2 separate regions of the Homo sapiens genome follow, and region 2 is linked to region 1. Evidence: chromatin loops called from intact Hi-C (ENCODE). Cell type or tissue: B cell. All regions are shown on one strand. Links, peaks and the distances in the headings refer to the core of each region. The heading gives the core; the rest is flanking DNA.

The links. A loop is a pair of places that touch in the nucleus more often than their neighbours do. Peaks named below come from ENCODE experiments on the same cell type or tissue, not always from the same donor. Only the 100,000 strongest peaks of a DNase experiment are listed, where the experiment ranks them.
Region 2: it touches region 1 in a loop (11-fold over the local background); 9 of 110 quality-filtered maps call a loop at or near these places.

What each region holds. Positions count from the first base shown.
Region 1 is chr6:31,363,497-31,370,625 of GRCh38, reverse strand. It overlaps the pseudogene DHFRP2 and the pseudogene RNU6-283P. Among named protein-coding and RNA genes, the nearest start is that of HLA-B, 9.9 kb to the right of the region's middle. In B cell, for the core only: CTCF peaks have their summits at 3,381 and 3,590 (motif pointing right); a DNase peak (open chromatin) is centred at 3,565; H3K4me3 peaks cover 828 bases; H3K27me3 peaks cover 708 bases.
Region 2 is chr6:31,154,262-31,161,390 of GRCh38, reverse strand. It overlaps CCHCR1 (coiled-coil alpha-helical rod protein 1), which reads left to right and starts at 3,589. Exons shown (of 18, transcript NM_001105564.2): 1 at 3,589-4,006; 2 at 4,302-4,368; 3 at 4,447-4,660; 4 at 6,592-6,895. The coding sequence starts at 3,791. TCF19 (transcription factor 19) reads right to left here and starts at 2,802. Exons shown (of 4, transcript NM_007109.3): 1 at 2,669-2,802; 2 at 1,684-2,494. The coding sequence starts at 1,921. RefSeq lists enhancers at 1-199, 3,347-3,847, 3,848-4,348, 5,082-5,697 and a silencer at 1,940-2,123. In B cell, for the core only: no CTCF peak of the experiment used is centred there; DNase peaks (open chromatin) are centred at 1,870 and 3,040; H3K4me3 peaks cover 2,299 bases; H3K27ac peaks cover 1,078 bases.

The DNA of each region.
Region 1 (7,129 bases), core at 2,255-4,754:
GGTGTATAGGAATGCTTATGGCTTCTGCACACTGATTTTGTACCCTGAGACTTAACTGAAGTTGCCTTTCAGCTTAAGAAGCTTTTCAGCCGAAACAATAGGGTTTTCTAGATATAGGATCATGTCACTTGCAAACAAAGACAATTTGACTTCCTCTCTTCCTATTTGAATATCCTTTCTTTCTCTTACCTGATTGTCCTGGCCAGAACTTCCAATACTATGTTGAACAGGAATAGTGAGAGAAGGCATCCTCGCCTTGTGCTGGTGTTAAAGGGGGATGCTTCCAGCTTTTGCCCATTCAGTATGATATTGGTTGTGGGTTTGTCATAGATGACTTTTATTATTTTGAGGTATGTTCCTTCAATACCTAGTTTATTGAGAGTTTAAAAATATGGAATGCTTCATGAATTTGCATGTCACCCTTGTGCAGGGGCCGTGCTGATCTTCTCTGTATCATTCCTATTTTAATATATGTGCTGCCAAAGCGAGTACTGATCACAAGTTCTTAGAAGTGGAGATAACTGAAGAAATGTGGGTGAGATGGAGTGTTGAATTTCATCTGCAGTAATTTCTGCATCTAATAAAATGTCATTATCTCCGTCTTTTATTCTTTAATTAAGTGGTAAAATGCATTACAGATTTGAAGTTTAAATATTCTTGTATTCTGGGGATGAATAACCTGGGCAGGATATTTAATTTATTTATAGCTCATTGGTGGACACAATCTAGTATTATTTTTCTCAGTATTTTTACCTCTAATTGCTTAGAAGTGATTATCTTATCATGCTTTTCTCTTATGTATTCCCTAGCTGGCTTTAGAATCAATGTTATTTATACATAAACAATAATGAGTTTACTGGCTTTCTCTATGTTTCCTCATTCTCTTGAATATTACGTATAAGTTCAGTAACCTTCTTCAAAGTTTTGGTAGAACTTATGTGTAAAACAGTCTGGATATGCCTGAACGGAAAAAAAGTTTTACAACTGTTTTAACTTCTTTACTTGTAGTAAGTTCTCCCCATTGCCATAATCTTGTTCATAGTCTCAAAATTATTTAAACCTCTACTATATCTTTAGTGGCATATTTATCTATCATAATGTTATTTTATTCTTAATTACCACTGCCTGTTTTATTTCTCCGTCAAAAAAACAGCTGCTTTTGGTGGGCTGGGCCCTCAGCAGTGGCAGCTGCCAGCTCAGCCTTGGTGAGTGGCGACGCAATTGCTGTGCCCATGTAGTGTCCATCACAGCCACCATGGCCACTTTGTGCAGGGACTCCATGAGCAAGGCCTGTGTGGCTGAGTGGCATCGTCCATCAAGCCATCTCACCCACCTGGTTACAGGGAGCCCCATCCCCTTAAAGACCCTCTGGTAGGCATCCACACACAACCACTATCGTCACACACTCGGCCTATAGCAAGAGGTCTATGCGTACCTCTCTCCTCTACCTCCCAGTTTTCCAACTCTATTTTCCTCGTTTGTGACTGGCCAGCCAAGCCATGAGCGACTGCCCATGACTCGTTCATTCATGCGCTATTGGACATCATTTCACACCCCCCACCTCCTATGGGTTTGTTTGGGTTTGATCCCTAGTTCCTGGCTCGAGAGCCATTTCCAAAGCTGTTCTGGTGTCAGCTCCCAAACCTACTGCTCTTGTTGTAGATTTTCCTCTTTATATGTATTTGTTTCCTGGAATTAAAAACAATTGCACTAATTTTTTCAATCCAGCATTTCCAAGGATGTGCAGTAGGAGCGATTCTTCTTAGCGTAGATAGAATTGCTTCAAAACATCAGCAAAGTATATTTGAGTGAAGGACAGCATGCGTGGAGAAAGAAGGACAATCCACAAGTGGGCAGTGGAGTTTCACATAGTGAACACTCAGGTAAACAACACCCACATCAAAGTACACCAATCACAGCCTCCCAGAAACATCACTGGATCTTACTCAGTCACAAACCACCCTCCCCAACCCTAGAGTAGCCACTCCTGATTTCTAACACAGATAAGTTCTGCCAGTTCCAGTTGAATGGCATTATACAGTCACCATCATGCTCCTGGGTCTCATCATCCTGCTGTGTGTGGTCATAGCCTATTCACTCCCATGGCTGTCCAATGCTCCACTTTATAAATAGCTCACATTTCTTGTCCCTTTGCTGTTGATAGACAATTGTGTTATATCCAGATTTTACAAATCGTGATGCTATGAATAATATTTTCATATATTTTGGCACACACATACATGCATTTCTATTGGTTGATAACTAAGACTGCTATTGCTGGGTCATAGGTGAGTAGATGCTTGGCTTAGTCTCTCAAAAAGCAAGTTTCTAGTAGTAAACAAACAGTACAGGAGGGTGAATCTCTTACTTAGAAATTATTCAGATAATAAATGAGGAAGGAATGAGAGACTGAGACTATAATAACTCTTTTGCAACCCATCAAGAATTAACAGATTTAACCATTGAACAGCAATGGCGATTAACAACACAATAAAAAAAACTAATGTGAGGTTCTTCCTCTTGATGGAAGAACACAATACAGCACCATCAAACAAATACAAGTGAGAAAGAAATCAAGCCTGAATAGAAGCTAACCTCCATAGCCAATTACCAATTTAGAGGCAATACAGATAATAAAAACACATATTCAAACAATGGCTTGGGGAGCAATCAGCAAAATGCACACTATGGGAAGTTCTACCACACAATATAAATTTCAAGAAAGAATCTATAGAATAAAAGAGAACAAAAGCATATTTCTAAAGGTAAAACTAAATCATAGTTTTGGATGATAAAAATATAAAATAGAACAAAGAAGTTATGATCGTAAAAGTCAGGATGTATTTTTATTTGGGGGAGGAAAGAGTTTATTGCTGAGCTGGGGCAAATGATGGGGCTTCTGGTTTGCTCCGCAAACGTCTATCCTTGGTGGTTAATGGGTGTTTACTTTTTATTAAAGGACACAAATTTTAGACCTTCTTTTTTTCCTTTTGGAGTCCTAGATTTTATTTTATGACACAAAGGCTAATGAAAAAATAATTTATAGAGTATGGTTACTGTTTTGCACGAAGCCCCCTCCCCATCTTCCCTCTGAGCACCCAGGACAACCAGCAGCCCCAGGACCCCCAGAAGGGGTGACCTCACTTCTAGGTGTGCATGCAGCTCACATCACCAGAGGCAATATGCAGGTCTACTCCTGGACTCCTGGAAGAACCTGATAGGACACAGCTGAAGGGAAGCCTTCCCTGCCATCTGCAGGCTCTTGGCCATCAGTGTAGAGGGAGCGGGTCCTCACCTCTCCACAGGCGCCTTCACGGCCAGAGCCTCCTCTCTGCATGGGGAGTAAGGCCTGGCCCTTCCCCTGAACACGGTGACATGGATCTCGCCAAAGGTGGAGATAACACCATTCCTCCCCCACCAACCTCACGCTTCTTTTGCTTTACAGGAAGATTGACGCAGGCTGGTGTCCAGTGAAGAAATGCGTGGTGCGTAGGAAGGAGAGGTGGATCTCAGGGCTGTGCGTGATCTGCAAAGGAAGCGCATCGACCACCAGGTGGCGCTGCTGCGCTGCTTCTGCTCCCTGGAGGTGGATGCCCAGGACGAGCTTTGAGGTGGAGAGAGGGATGTCATGGCTCATCCTCCAGTTTCCAAGTAAAAACCTTCCGGCCAATCTTGGCCGCGCGTCCTGGTGTAGCGAGCGGGCTTGGAGGAGCTCACCGCTGCTGTCATGGTTCGTTTGCTAAACTGCATCGTCGCTGTGTCTCAGAACATGGGCATCGGCAAGAACGGGGACCTGCCCTGACCGCCGCTCAGGAATGAATTTAGGTATTTCCAGAGAATGACACAATCTCTTCAGTAGAAGGTAAACAGAATCTGGTGATTTTGTGTAGGAAGACCTGGTTCTCCATTCCTGGGAAGAATCGACCTTCAAAGGATAGAATTAATTTAGTTCTCAGCAGAGAACTCAAGGAACCTCCACAACGAGCTCATTTTCTTGCCAGAAGTCTGGTTGAGATCTTAAAACTTACTTAACAACCAGAATTAGCAAATAGAGTAGACATGATTTGGATAGTTGGTGGCAGTTCTGTTTATAAGGAAGCCATGAGTCGCCCAGGCCATCTTAAACTATTTGTGACAAAGATCATGCAGGACTTTGAAAGTGACACGTTTTTTCCAGAAATTGATTTGGAGAAATATAAAATTCTGCCAGAATATCCAGGCGTTCTCTCGGATGTATTAAGTACAAATTTCAAGTATATGAGAAGAATGATTAATATGAAGGTGTTTTCTGGTTTATTTTAAGTTGTTCCCCCTCCCTCTGAAAAAAAGTTTATATTTTTACATTAGAAAAAAAGACTTTTGTTGACTTTAGATCTTTGGATAATTATTTCTAAGCAACATGTTTTTACTCCCCACTAATCTTGACTATATCAGATACCACTTATGAAATATTCTTGCTATAATTAAGTGCCTCTCCAAGACCCTGACTGAGTCCCCAGCACCTGCTACAGTGAGCTGCCATTCCACACCCATCGCATATGGGACTCTTGCCAGTCCTTGACATTGTCGGGCTTTTCAAATGTTGGTAGTATTTCTTAAAGATGAAGATGCACATACCCTCCAACTGAGAAGTTTCACTAGTGGGAAATACCGAAAGCTCCTTACGTGTATACCCAGAGGTTTGCACGCAAATGTTGCAGCCTTGTTTGTAACAGTGAAAAATTGAAAACAACCTGGAAGTCCAGTGATGGGAAAATGAATATATTTCTGTCTTTTGGGGAACCCAAAGCAGGTTCCAAGACTGCAATTTCAGTGAAAGCAGTTTATTTTCTAGGTCTTACCAGAAATCATCAATTGAGGTACGGAGAAATGGAACTGAGAAGGTAAGAAAACCAGTTTAAAGCCAGTGAGCAGGTTCTCACTGGTAACAAACTCCATACTGCTGAGATACAGGGAAACGGAGGGGAGAAAGCTGGCATATTGATCCCCCACTCCTTGGTTGTCAGCTCCCTGTCCTGTGTGTGGGCAGAATGTACTCCAGCTGCTCTATAGCAAGTCCCAGGTGTTTGCAGTAAGAAGCTGCTGGCATGCATGTGAACAGTGAATGGCAAACACTTAAAGCAATTTCATGTTTAAGTATATAAGCTCTTCATATCTTTTTTTTTTTTTTGACAGAGTTTCGCTCTTGTTACCCTGACGGAGTGCAATGGCACAACTTCAGCTCACTGCAACCTCTGACTTCCCAGGTTCAAATGATTCTCCTGCCTCAGGCTCCCATGTAGCTGGGACTACAGGCACGTGCCACGACGCCTGGCTAATTTTGTGTTTTTGGTGAAGACGGGGTTTCACAATGTTGGTCAGGCTGGTCTCAAACTCCTGACCTAAAGTGATCCGCCTGCCTCGGCCTCCCAAAGTGCTGGGATTATAGGCTTGAGCCACCCCAGATCTTTATTCTTTTTATGTAGTAAAAAGTATAAAGCCACGCATGGTTTATTTGAAATATTTTATGTTTTAAAAAAATACAGAAGCAGGAAAACCAATTCTAAGTTCAAGTGAGGGATGATGGTAGTTTGAACCAAAGGGTTGCATGTAGTAAGAAACTGTGATTTAAGATATATTTTAAAGTCAGAAGTAGCAGGATATTCTGATGGAGTTTGCCCTGGGTTTGGGCCCACTGAGTTTGAGATGCCTTTGAGAAATGAAGAAAGTAGAGAGAGAATAAAAGAAAAACTGGCCAGGCACAGTGGCTCATGCCTGTAATACAGTGGCTCAGCATTTTGGGAGGCAGAGACAGGCAGATACCTTGAGATCAGCTTGGGCAACATGGTGAAGCCCCATCTCTACAAAAAATACAAAAGTTAGCTGGGCATTGTGGCGCACACCTGTAGTCCCATCTACTCAGGGAGCTGAGATGGAAGGATCAATTGAGCCTGCGAGTTCGAGGCTGCAGTGAGTTGTGATTGTGCCACTGCACTCCAGCCTGGGTGACAGAAGAGACCTTGTCTCGAAAAAGAAGCTGAAAACAATGGAACCATGCCTTCAGAATTCCAGAAAGAAAGTTATTTTCAACGAATAAATCTATATTCAGCCAAATAATCAAGGGTGAAGGTAAAATAATACATTTTTAGGCAAGCAAAGACTCAGGGGTTACCTCCATGTATCTTTTGTTGGGAAACTATTGGAGAAAATACTCCAGCAAAATGAAGGAGTAGACAAACCAGAGAATGACATGGATCCAGCAAATAGGATCCAACACAGGAAATATTCCAGCTATGGAGCTGGCTTTAAAAAGAAACAGTAAAAATATTAATAGGTTAGCTGGGTGGAATGGCCCATGCCTGTAGTTCCAGCTACTCAGGAGGCTAAGCAAAGAGGTTGGCTTGAGCCCAAGATTTCCAGACCAGCCTGGCCACCATAGTAAGATTCCCTTCTCTTAAAAATAATAATAGGTTATGGCCAGATTTGGGGCATTTGGAAAGTAGTTCATTGAAGATAAAGCAAAAGTTAAAAAAAAAAAACAAGGGGGAAGGGTGGTTAGGCAATCATTAATTCTAGGGCAGAAGGAAGCACAAGGCAGGAAGCAAGAGCATAATACTCTGTTTTTCTCAACAATGAGCAATATGTACATACTCATAATGATGTGGTGACTACTTAGCCCCTAAATCTGGTAACTACTTTGGGACAATATGGGGGGAAAAGTGAAGGTAGTGATGGTGTAAGAGCTAAATCCTCATCTGTCATATCAAGAAATTACTATAGAATGTATAAAATAATCAAGAAATGACTAAGTAGTTATGTGAGAAAAAAATAGAAGACATTGCTAAAAGAGTTAAAAGTCATTGCTCTGGAGAATTAGGAGGGATGGGGCAGGGGACTGTTAGGATGCATTATAAACTGAAGAGGCTTTTTAAAATTACATGTATTAATATATGCACCCACTTGAAAAACTAAAAAAATAATAATTTGGAAAAACCCATGAAGGTAACTACCAGGAGGAAAAACTAAGAGAATGAAAAGTGTTTGCCTCTCGAGAGAACAACTGGCAGGACTGTTGTTTTCATTGTAAGACTTTTGGAGCCATTTGATTTTACTTAACCATTTTCATGTATTCCTTTAATAAAAACAACTC
Region 2 (7,129 bases), core at 1,602-4,101, 210 kb after region 1:
TCAGGAGTGGAGAAATCTGTATGATTTCTGGGGAAGAATATGAAACTGTAGTCAGATTCTCCCTCACATCCTAAGCCCCTCAGCAGGTGACAGGTACCAGGCAGTACACTCCTTGTCAGCTAGGAACAAGTCTGTGTTTCTTGTGCTTTCCTACAAAGGATCCCTGCCCTCACTGTCCTAAGGTCCAATTTTCTTTCTTTCTTCTTTTTTTTTCTTTCTTTCTTTTTTTTTTTTTTTGAGATGGAGTTTTGCTCTATTGCCCAAGCTGGAGTGCAGTAGTGCAATCTCAGCTCACTGCACTCCGCCTCCCAGGTTCAAGCAATTCTCCTGCCTCAGCCTCCTGAGTAGCTGGGATTACAGGCATGTGCCACCACGTCTGGCTAATTTTTTTATTTTTAGCAGAGACAGGGTTTTACCATGTTGGCCAGGCTGGTCTCATACTCCTGACCTCCTGATCTGCCCGCCTCAGCCTCCCAAAGTGCTGGGATTACAGGCGTGAGCCACCGTGCCCCGCCCTAAGGTCCAGTTTTCAAACATGCTCACTCTCCCCCAGCTCCAGCTCGTTCAGATCCTAGCTCTACCACTTACCAGTTATGTGACCCTGGGCAAGCTTTTTGTTTGTTTGTTTGTTTGAGATGGAGTCTCGCTCTGTCGCCCAAGCTGGAGTGCAGTGGTGCGATCTCAGCTCACTGCAACCTCCGCCTCCCGGGTTCAAGTGATTCTGCTGCTTCAGCCTCCTGAGTAGCTGGGGTTACAGGTGCACGCCACCACACCTGGCTAATTTTTGTATTTTTTTTTCAGCACAGATGGGGTTTCAACATGTTGGTCAGGATGGTCTCGAACTCCTGACCTCGTGATCTGCCCATCTCGGCCTCCCAAAGTGCTGGGATTACAGGCGTGAGCCACCGTGCCCAGGCTTTTTTAAAAAAATTAATTAATTTTTTGGTAGAGACAGGTTTTCACCATGTTGCCCAGGCTGGTCTCGAACTCCTGAGCTCAAGTGATCCACCCTGCCTTAGCCTCCCAAAGTGCTGGATTATAGGTGTAAACCACCATGCCCAGCCCTGGACAAGTTCCTTAACCTCTTTGTGCCTCATTTTCCTTTACTGTAAATGAGGATAATATTAGTACCACCTACATTCAATACACTTAAAATAGGGCCTGGCTCATAACAGTAAGCACTAGATGAATGTTGGCTACTATAGTCTAATAACCATAACACTCCTACAGCTGACTTTACCAAGAGGCAGTGGCAAAACTCAAATGTGAATCTAGGCTTTCTGAGGCTAACTGCCTCAAGTCACGGAGAAAGACATGCCCAGATTATTAAAAACATTATTCAACATAGAACTGCCCTAACCCAGGAACAGAGTGCCTCAGCAAAGCTGGAAACTGAATCAAGTCTAAACTTGGCCTCTAGTGGCCTCAGAACATCCCCACTGTGATATCTTTCTGATGATATCCCAGGTCCTGTATGAGCTAAACGGGACCAAAAAGGGTCAGTCTGGCAGAGAGCTTCTGACTGTGCACACTTCTGGTGGGAAGATGAAGGTCTGGACCACGACCATCCATCCAATCTGATGGGAGTATGGGAGGCAGGCAGCAGGGTCTTGTGGAGACCTTACTCATTCCAGCCTGGCGCTTCAACCACCCAGGGGCAAAGCTGCCCTGCTTAATGCTCACCTTGGCTGCTGTGGTCTTCCAGGCTGACCCTCCAGTCATCACCCCGGGGCTCGGCATGCAGTTCGGCGTGGATCCCAGAGATGAGGCCAGGCTCCTGCTGGGGCCGCAGGGCCACATCACACAGGTCGGCCCTGTGGCCCAAGCGATAGGTGCAGCCAGCCCCGGCGGGGGGGTGGAAGGTGTAGAGATCACCGCCCCTGCCGCCCCCTATGCGCAGCAGTTGGAAGCAGGGCAGCATGGGCGGTGCCCCCTCTGCACCACCTCTTCCACTTCAGGCATCCATTTCCTTTCCCACTCCTGGGCCACGCACCGCTGGCTTAAGTTCGCTTCCCAGTCTGATGCAAACTTGAGTTGTGCTGTATGCGGTTTCAACTTTGAGCACACTACCTGAATAGCCCAAATTCAGAGTGCAAGCAGCCTAGGACTCAATGCAAAATTGGTTAAGCCGACTTGCAAATGAAAAATTCCAGGAAGGTCTCCGTGCAATGCAAACTCAGGAACACGTCCTATGGCACCTCACTTGAGCTGGATCCTCAGATCGCAAAATATTTGGGGAGCCTCCAATCTGCAAGGCAAGGATACTTTAGGCAGCTCCTGTGTGTGTCGGGGTGGCGGGGCGCGGGGAAGGAGGTCCTGTTATACACACGTCTACGTGCAATACGAACACATCACCTCTGTGTAATTCGGAGAAGAGTAGCTTCTTCCTGTCAAACTTGCTTATCCTAATAGAGCACTCCTGCTTGCCTGCGCCCCGATCTTCTGGCCAATCCCTCACTCATAACTGGTTGAACCTCCGAGGGCAATGAATCCACTGTCATCCCCCAAAAGAAAGTGCAAACGAGTCCTTAAGTACTCCAACAAATTGGACCTAAACCCCTACTTCCCGGCTTCTCTAGGTGGGATAAAAACAGGAAGGAGCTCCCCGCGATCATGCAAGGCATACCCGGCCTTTTCCCACTCCGCCCCAGCCCCGTTTCGGATCTACCCGCGCGGCGCAGTCTCCGAGTAGCCTCCTCTTCAAGCAGTGCCAGCCTGTGCGGCGGATCCCGGGACCCCTTGGGCTCCTCGGCAGGAGCCGACGTTGCTGCATCTGTTTGACAGCCAAGAAGCCGGGGCCAGGAGGGGCGCGGCCTCTGCGCGCGGGCAGCGCCTACCCCTCCTTCGGAATTCCCGGGCCCGAACTTCGCGCCGAGCGAGCCCGCCCCCGTGCCGTTCCCGATTGGCCAGCTCATGTGTTCTCTTCCGCGCCATTGGACAGCGCCCCAAGATCTCCCGCCTTCCACTTTTTCTGATTAGTTCACAAGTTTTCCCGGGTTGCCGCAGTGAGGAGGAGCCGCCTGGGCGCGGAGATGCTCCGACGCATTTAGTGGGCCCAAATTTAGACGCCACTGCGCCTGCGTACACCTTTCCCCCTCCTCCCAACAGAGTGAAATAGGACTTTAGGGCGCCCGCCTTGCGCAGGCGCGGTCAGGGGCAGAGGCGGGGCCGGGAGCGAGGCGTAGGGGGTGTGGCCAAAGCGCAGTAGGGGGCTCTCGCGGTTGGTAAGGGACGTTCGGGAAGAGTCGGTTGGGGGCGGGAAGGGGCTGAGCGGGGGTCCTGGGAGGGTTCAAGGGGTCCAAAGGGGAAGGGGGTACAGGGGCCAGGTGAAGGGACAGATGAAGAGATCAGAACAGCCTTAGAGCTCACGGGCTAACTGGGTGAAGCCTCGGGTATCTAGGGGAGCAGTGGTGGGAGAGTAGAGCCGGCTAGCGTACAGGGGGCGAGGGCAGGCTATTGAGAGATGGGGGTGAGGGTCAGGACCAGAATAATTCCTTCAGAAAAAGGTAGATTAGGTTGTAAAAAGGGACGGGAGTAGGGATCCCAGATTCGGGTAAAAAATAGATTAATGAGGGTGGGAGGGTGGGAGGAAGATCTTAAAGTGCCCACTATGTGTTAGGACTCGAGAAAGAGGAGGCGGGCAGCAGGCATGGAAGCTAAGGGGATAGTAGAGAGAAGCTGAGAGAACAGCCGCAGGAAAGATTTGAATAAGATGTCAGGACGCTGGCTTTTCTGCCTGGGGATCTAGGCGGCCTGGATTCCCAAGGTCTTGGGGAGGGTCTAGCCCTGCATGTGGCCACATTCAGCTGGGGCCAGGCCTTGGGCCAGCACTTTAACAGGGAAGGACCCAAGAGTCATGGCCTGCTGGTGTCTGGATGGGCTTCCCTCAGGCCTTGCTGAGCCATGGAGAGAACTCTGGAGATGGCGCTCAAGACCCCTGCACTGTGTACCTCCTTTCTCACCTCTGGCCAGGAGCAGCAGGGACCATAGAAACTTAAGGAGGAGGGTAGAGGCACTGCCCAGAATCCTGAAAGTATGAGTAAAGCCTCAGAGCCCCTCTCAGTCTGTCTCTTTCAGTAAATTCTCTCCACTTGATAGTTGCTTGGGTTCCATGAGGAACCAGGTTGAGACAAGCAAGTGAATTTGGGGTATCTCCTACTTTGGGGAAGTAGGAAAAGAGCTAAGCATCGGGTGGACCTGGCTATAATTCAAGGATTATGACTTTGTTATTGTAGGGGCTTTCTCTTTGGAAGGTGGCCTGAAAATTGAATTGGAGTGTCTTTGTTTCTCCTCTTGTCCAGGGGAACATAGATGGCTGGAGACAGAATCTAGAGCCTTCAAATAATGTGGAGATGTTTCCACCTTCAGGTCAGTGGGACCAGACAAGGGGAGTGGTGGTTGTCTCTGCCTGGGAAACTGACCATCTTTGTTTTTGTAATTCTTCAGGTTCCACTGGGCTGATTCCCCCCTCCCACTTTCAAGCTCGGCCCCTTTCAACTCTGCCAAGAATGGCTCCCACCTGGCTCTCAGACATTCCCCTGGTCCAACCCCCAGGCCATCAAGATGTCTCAGAGAGGCGGCTAGACACCCAGAGACCTCAAGTGACCATGTGGGAACGGGATGTTTCCAGTGACAGGCAGGAGCCAGGGCGGAGAGGCAGGTAGGGATCCATCCACGCCGTTTTCTCAGGCTTGCTTGCTAGTGACCCTTCCTCACTGGAATAAACTCCTTACCCTATTTCGGCCCTAGTTTCCAGAACGTACTCATTTTTATGTAAGCAATTAGTTCCTACAGTGCATAAATAATAAAGCAGTGTGCTAAGTGCTAGGGATGAGGATAACAATAGTGAATAAGACAAATCCTGACTTAAATTTGTAATTAATAAGGAATCTAAAATCCTAAGAGGGGAGATAGATTGACCACCAGCTGATGGTAAAGCATGGTATGAGGCAAGATGAAGAAGTGCAAACTAGAGGTAGAGACCCAGCACTGTGGCAGTGTGGGTTCATTCTGATGGAAGAAAGCCTTTACAGAGGACATGCTGTGGGAGCTGGCCATGCTGTCGTATTATCTGTAAACATTCTTATTCTTGTTTCATGTGTCTTTTCCCAGATGTACTGGGATATCATTCTGCCATTTTGCTCCAGAATAGGATTACATTAGAAGAAGCAGCATGATGAAGAAGGAATACTAGACTGGGTGTCAGGAGACAGAGACTCTATTTCTAGTTTGGCTACCAGCTAGAGGACATTTGGCAAGTCACTTAATTTCCCTAGCCTACAGATCGCTGCTACTAAAGAAAGAAAGAAAGAGCGAGCCAGATATGGCGGCTCACACCTATAATCCTAGCACTTTGGGAGCTGAGGCAGGAGGATCACTTGAGCCCAGGAGTTCATGACCAGCGTGGGCAACAAAGCGAGACTCCGTCTCCACAGAAAATAATTAGCTGGCTGTGGTGGCATGCATTTGTAGTCCTAGCTACTCAGGAGGCTAAGGTGGTAGGACCCCTTGAGCTCAGAAGTTGAAGACTGCAGTGACCTATGATCCAGCCACTGCATTGAGGCCTGGGTGACACAGTGATACCCTGTCTCTAAAAACGACAACAACAACAATCTCTTATAGTCCTGGGTCTCAGAGAGCTGCCTCAGGAGCCATGTTCCAAGCTGGATTAAACTTCACGTGACATTGGTAGACGATTTCTCTAAAGGCTGGCACTGTGTTATTTATGTACTGTTCTCTCAGACTCCTCATAAAGTATACCTAACACTCAATAAATGCCTTTTTTTTGAGATGGAGTCTCACTCTGTCGCCCAGGCTGGAGTGCACTGGGGAGATCTTGGCTCACTGCAAGCTCTGCCTCCCAGGTTGACGCCATTCTCCTGCCTCAGCCTCCCAAGCAGCTGGGACTACAGGCACCTGCCACCATGCCCAGCTAGTTTTTTATATTTTTAGTAGAGATGGGGTTTCACCGTGTTAACCAGGATGATCTCGATCTCCTGACCTCGTGATCCGCCCGCCTCGGCCTCCCAAAGTGCTGGGATTACAGGCATGAGCCACCGCGCCCAGCCAATAAATGCCTTTTAACTAGCACCTGGCCTCACCATATTGATACTGGAAGCTTACGACCTCTCTATGCCCATTCCTCCCTCAAACTTCTTGCCCTTAAATTAGAATTGAGAAGTCCCTGTGTGTTCTTCCAACCTTTCCACTTAAAATGTGTGGCCTAAAAATAAAAAAATAAATAAGACAAAAAAACCACCAAAAAACAAAAAGAATGTGTGGCCTAATGATATACACATTTGATGTTGAATCCTCCTGTATGTAGCTCTCTCTAGGGAGATCATGTTCCACGATCTCAGCCAGACTTTAGGTCCTGTGAGTCCAGGCACTGGACTCAACATGCTCAATAGGGCTTTGATGAATGATGATGATGTCAATGCAGACATCCCCATACCCCAGCTTCAGCACCCCCTTCACCTCCCCACACGGAAGCAGAGGGGTCCTCTTTTCCTTCTCCTGGCTATGTTTATGCCCTCAACTATCCTTCCAGCACTGGAGACAAGTCTCACCTGCACTAACCTGTCTTTGAAGGTCCTGGGGGCTGGAGGGGTCACAGGCCCTGAGCCAGCAGGCTGAGGTGATCGTTCGGCAGCTGCAAGAGCTGCGGCGGCTGGAGGAGGAGGTCCGGCTCCTGCGGGAGACCTCGCTGCAGCAGAAGATGAGGCTAGAGGCCCAGGCCATGGAGCTAGAGGCTCTGGCACGGGCGGAGAAGGCCGGCCGAGCTGAGGCTGAGGGCCTGCGTGCTGCTTTGGCTGGGGCTGAGGTTGTCCGGAAGAACTTGGAAGAGGGGAGCCAGCGGGAGCTGGAAGAGGTTCAGAGGCTGCACCAAGAGCAGGTGAATGCAGGGGTAGAAAGGATTCAAATTCATAACGGAGAGCTGGGCAGTAGCTTCCAAGCAAAGAACAGGTATTGCAGAAAAGACCCTCCATGAGTAGTGAGTAGTAGAGTGATGAGACCTTTGGTGAAAATAAACACACATGGCCTAGAAAGATGGAGAATTTGGGTACTTTTATCTTAATTCAGGTTGCACTTTTCCCCCAAGACTCAGGTGGCCTCCCACCACTTGAAG